Regions from separate parts of the Homo sapiens genome. Here region 2 is linked to region 1. The links are chromatin loops, found by intact Hi-C in ENCODE. Cell type or tissue: HCT116. All regions are shown on one strand.

Region 1 (2,500 bases):
AACTGAGTTTATGAAGTGGGAGGGAAGGAGGTTTTAATGCTAGTGAGACTAAAGGAAAATAACATATCGCTCTTAACAATTTAGTATTTAGTTGGTCATTGGCAAGGATTGCACAGAGTATGGAAGAAGGAGATAGCCCCTGTGCCCAGATAAAAGGGAGCTGACCTGAAGGTGGAGCTGGGAACCTTAATCAGAGTAAACAGCAAGAGCCAGGGAGAGATAGTTAAGTAGCTGGTACACTGTGACCAAGCAGATGGGTCACCAGTTTCTGGGTGAGGGCTGTACTTTGAATCATCCTTAACTGTTTTCAAACTTCGATCCACTTACTTCACTTGCTTCTTGCAGCCTCCTCTTTCTTTCTTTTTTCTTTTTTGAGGAGTCTCGCCTGTCGCCCAGGCTGGAGTGCAGTGGCGGATCTCGGCTCACTGCAAGCTCCGCCTCCCGGGTTCACGCCATTCTCCTGCCTCAGCCTCCCGAGTAGCTGGGACTACAGGCACCCGCCACTACTCCCGGCTAATTTTTTTTTTGTATTTTTAGTAGAGACGGGATTTCACTGTGTTATCCAGGATGGTCTCGATCTCCTGATCTCGTGATCCGCCCGCCTCGGCCTTCCAAAGTGCTGGGATTACAGGCGTGAGCCACCGCGCCCGGCCTGCAGCCTCCTCTTTCTAAAAACAGGTTGCAGGGTGCAAATGAGAAAATGCTATGAAAGTGGTTTCAGTGCTCCTTAACGGTCTCTAAGTTTTGTATCTATGGTGGTAAAATGGATTCCTGTTTATCTCAAAGTCTTATCTTTTCATTCCTCTGGTCAATGCAAAGTGAGGAAAATGGAAAAAACCATCATACTTTGGGGTACTGGTCTCCTTGGATTGATGGTAGTGGCAGGCATGTGTGAATATCTCAGAGTGTTTATGCGTCTTTTTGTGTCAGAGTAGTTTGCAAACTGGTCACAAGGTGGTGTGCACACATAAGGTTTTCTTTATAATTTCATTCAGGATTGTTTTTCTGTGCCTTTGGTACAGGGGAGGAAGACAAGACAGTTTCCTGTATCACCAGATCTCAGCTGCGCTCTCTGCCTGTGAGGTCAGAAGTGTGTTGGAGCCTCAGATTTCTAAATGCTTGCTGGCACAGTTAGGCACTGAAGAGCCAGGGAAAATCAGAGGGAAACAGAAGGAGGGGAGGGGAGAAGAGGGGAAGAGAGGTAACTGGGAGTGCTGATTCTCTCTGCTCTCCTCTTACCCCAACCCATGGTGAGCAGCCACTTAAGATTTACTGCTCCTCTAATTAGGATCCCTTGCTTGTCTTGTATAGACAAAGTGTGTTCAGCTATGACGGGTGAGTGGTGGGGGGAATGTTCCCCAGTGGAGGAGACAGTTATTAGTAGACATCTGTAGGATAACTGATAAGCTTTTAGCTATCTGCTAAGTGCCCAGCACTGACCTTGGGCCTGTGAGGGGTGCAAAAAACAAAAGCATCCCACCAAACAACAATATGGCATTATACCTAAAATCTAACTGAGAAGTCAAAATTAATGCACACAAAACAAATGTCAAAATATTCCATTCTGGCTGGGTGCAGTGGCTCATGCCTGTAATCTCAGCACTTTGGGAGGCCAAGGTGGGAGTATTGCTTCAGTTCAGGAGTTCAAGACCAGCCTGGACAACATAGGGAGACCCTGTCTCTACATAAATTTTTTAAAAACATTAGCCAGGAGTGGTGGCACTTACCTGTGGTCCCAGCTACTTGGGAGGCTGAGGTGGAAGAATCACTTGAGCCCAGGAGTTTGAGGCTGCAGTGAGCTGAGATCGTGCCAATGCACTCCAGCCTGGGTGCAACCTCCGTCTTCCTGGTTCAAGCAATTCTCCTGCCTCAGCCTCCTGAGTAGCTAGGATTACATGTGTGCACTACCACGCCCAGCTAATTTTTTTGTGTTTTTAGTAGAGACGGGGTTTCGCCATGTTGGCCAGGCTGGTCTCGAACTCCTGGCCTCAAGTGATCCGCCCGCATCGGCCTCTCAAAGTGCTGAGATTACAGGCGTGAGCCACTGTGCCCAGCCAGGGAAGGGGAATTTGAATTAGGTTTTGAAAAATGAGTAAAATTTTGCTGTCCAGAGAGGAAGAATGCAGCAAACCTTCATTATTAATGCCCTGATGAATAGTTCCTGACAACTATAGCTGTTTCATCATCAGGAAAATAGTGTGTGCCACTCAGTAAGTGAAATTGTCTCTTGATTTTTCTTTATAAAACTGAAAAGGAAACACAAATGAAGATAATGCAGACTTAGTTGTGACTTGAATTTTGGATCATCCTTTGAGAACTCTGATCTTGATAAGCAGGGACAATTGCTACAGATTAGGGCATGTGTGGTAGTCAGCATCAGGGAAGCAGGACTTTATTTTTTTTATTTTTTTGAGATGGAGTTTCGCTCTGTTGCCCAGGCTGGGGTGCAGTAGTGCGATCTCGGCTCAATACAACCTCCACCTCCCGGATTCAAGCAGTT
Region 2 (2,500 bases), 480 kb after region 1:
CAATTAGTTACAGACCCATTTTTATCTAACAGATAGGAAAACACACTATTATTGAGATAATAAAAGTTCATCTGAAACAAAATCTCTGGTTTAGGATGACAGTTATCATAAGGCAATTCCTCATTTTGCCCAATGAGATTAAAAGCAAAGTTTTGGCCAACTTAAAAATACCAACCTTCAGGTATATTGATGAAATAATCAAATTCTATAAATTTGTTTCATATATTTAATTTAAAATCACATTTCAGGAAATATATATTCTATCTATACTGCTGCCTTCTGCTCACATTTGATGAAACAATTTTACTCAAACTCTTCAAATGGTTTTTCATTATTAGCATCCTAGCCTTCACTGGAATACCTACATGAGCCATCCAACAGTTTTCCGGCACTGCATTTGGCTATGTCTCTTTTAATCTAGACTGGTCCTTCCAACTTCTTGTTTTTACACAACACTGACTTTTTAGGATGAGATTAGACCAGACAGTCTGTCAACTGTAGCAAATTCTGGACTTGTCTAATTGTGGTACTGTTTTATTTGGTTCTCTCTCGCCCTGTATTTCCTATACACTGGGAATAAGGTCTAAAGGCTTGGTTAGCTTCAGGTTCAGCTTTTCTTTTTCAGTCAAGACACTCTGTAGGTAATCCTGCATATTTCAGGAGGCATCTAATTTCAAAATGTCCTGCTACTGGGTGACACTATGTTTGATCATTTGGTTAAAGTAGTGGTGATGACCAGCTATCTCCATTGTAAAGGTAGGTTTTCCCCTTTAAATCTGGAAAGTTATCTCTGGAGTGCTAATTTGATATCATGCTTGGTTCTAACCTTTTATTTGGGTATACAGATTGTATATTTAAAATTCATTAGGTTTTAAATAAAAATCGTAATATAGGTGATTTGGACAATCAAACAAGGGCAGGCTGATTTGAGCTCAGTTTTTTTTTTCTTTTTTTTTTATTATACTTTTAAGTTCTAGGGTACATGTGCACAACGTGCAGGTTTGTTACATATGTATACATGTGCCATGTTGGTGTGCTGCACCCGTTAACTCATCATTTATATCAGGTATATCTCCTAATGCTATCCCTCCCCCGTCCCCCCATCCCACGACCGGCCCTGGTATGTGATGTTCCCCACCCTGTGTCCAAGTGTTCTCATTGTTCAATTCCCACCTATGAGTGTAAGGCGATTCCTCAGTTTTATGTCTATTATACATAAGACGACAATGGAAGAATGCTTAGAACATGTTCACTGGATGCCCTCTTGTGGTCAGCAATAGATGAAAAAAATCATCTAGGAATTCACATGTTACAAATAGATTATCTAAACTAGGTCTAATATTTGAGTAGAATAAAAGGCAGGGGTGGGGTTCAGGACACAGTGGACAACAATAACAACTGACTTTAATCTAGTTTTGTTCATTATTTCTCTTTTTAGTCTTAAAACATTTTCAATAACTTTCAAAAAGCTAGGGAGAATCTGTACACTTCAAATACTACACATTGGGAACTACCTCTTTTTAAATTTTTAAATCATGAGTTTAAATATCAAGAGTGAGATTCCTACACAATGGCACCTACGAAGAATCTTCCCATAAAATATAACCTGAATCTAATTAAACTTCTGAACCAACCTCTAGTTTACAAGAAATGGGAGAGAGGGATAGAGACACAAGTTAAATGGCATCATGAAATGGCAAAGAGACAAATCTAGAATGTGGGACTTAGGACAATTTATCGAGGCTCTTCAATAAGTAAGGGGACAAGTATGTCCGTATTTAGACTTAAGAGACATATCAAATGCAATGGATGGACCTTGCATGTATCCAGATTTCAACAAATTAAGTCTAAAATGAGATTTTTTTTATACAACTGGGCAAATGTGAAAATGGATTGGGTATAAGATGATGCTAAGAAATAATTGTTAATTTTACAAAGTGTGATAATGGAATAATAATTATATAATGACAAGACATCTGGGATTTTGCTTTAATATATATACTTCAGGAAAATAAACAATATACTTCAGGAAAATAAACAATAGATAAAGCAAGTGTGGCAATAACTTGCTAACTGCTGATATGAGGACTTGTTATACTATTCTGTTTTTGCTTACATTTGAAAATCGTCTTTTTAATAGGAAGTTCCCTCTAACAGGACAAGTGCTTTGTTGTTGGAGCAACTTTTAATTATTTTATGGGATTATTTTTTACTTGCAGAATATTTCCCATAGGCCCTTATATGGCCTTCACTAGTCTAGGTGCTAAGGTTACAGGTGTCAACTGGTCAAACAAGGTCCCTGCTGTCACAGAACTCCATTTTTTATGGTGGGAGGCTGACATTTTAAAAAAATCCATATTGAAATAGTTAAAAATACAATAAAGACAATAAAACAGGATAAATATAAATAAAAATTATTATCTATCCCTCCCTAGTCTTTCGAATAGGAATACAGTCAGGACCCAGAAAGGGCTGGTAAGGAAGAAAAGCCATAGTTAGG

The links. Hi-C counts contacts between places; a loop is a spot of excess contacts. Peaks named below come from ENCODE experiments on the same cell type or tissue, not always from the same donor. Only the 100,000 strongest peaks of a DNase experiment are listed, where the experiment ranks them.
Region 2: it touches region 1 in a loop (6-fold over the local background); 4 of 110 quality-filtered maps call a loop at or near these places.

Annotation. Positions count from the first base shown.
Region 1 is chrX:134,907,139-134,909,638 of GRCh38, reverse strand. All of the region lies in intron 1 of MOSPD1 (motile sperm domain containing 1), which reads left to right. Among named protein-coding and RNA genes, the nearest start is that of MOSPD1, 6.9 kb to the left of the region's middle. RefSeq lists an enhancer at 492-1,035 and a silencer at 926-1,220. In HCT116, a CTCF peak has its summit at 968; no DNase peak of the experiment used is centred here; H3K27ac peaks cover 1,662 bases.
Region 2 is chrX:134,422,569-134,425,068 of GRCh38, reverse strand. The region is part of intron 9 of PHF6 (PHD finger protein 6); the gene reads right to left. Among named protein-coding and RNA genes, the nearest start is that of HPRT1, 36 kb to the left of the region's middle. In HCT116, a CTCF peak has its summit at 1,277 (motif pointing left); no DNase peak of the experiment used is centred here.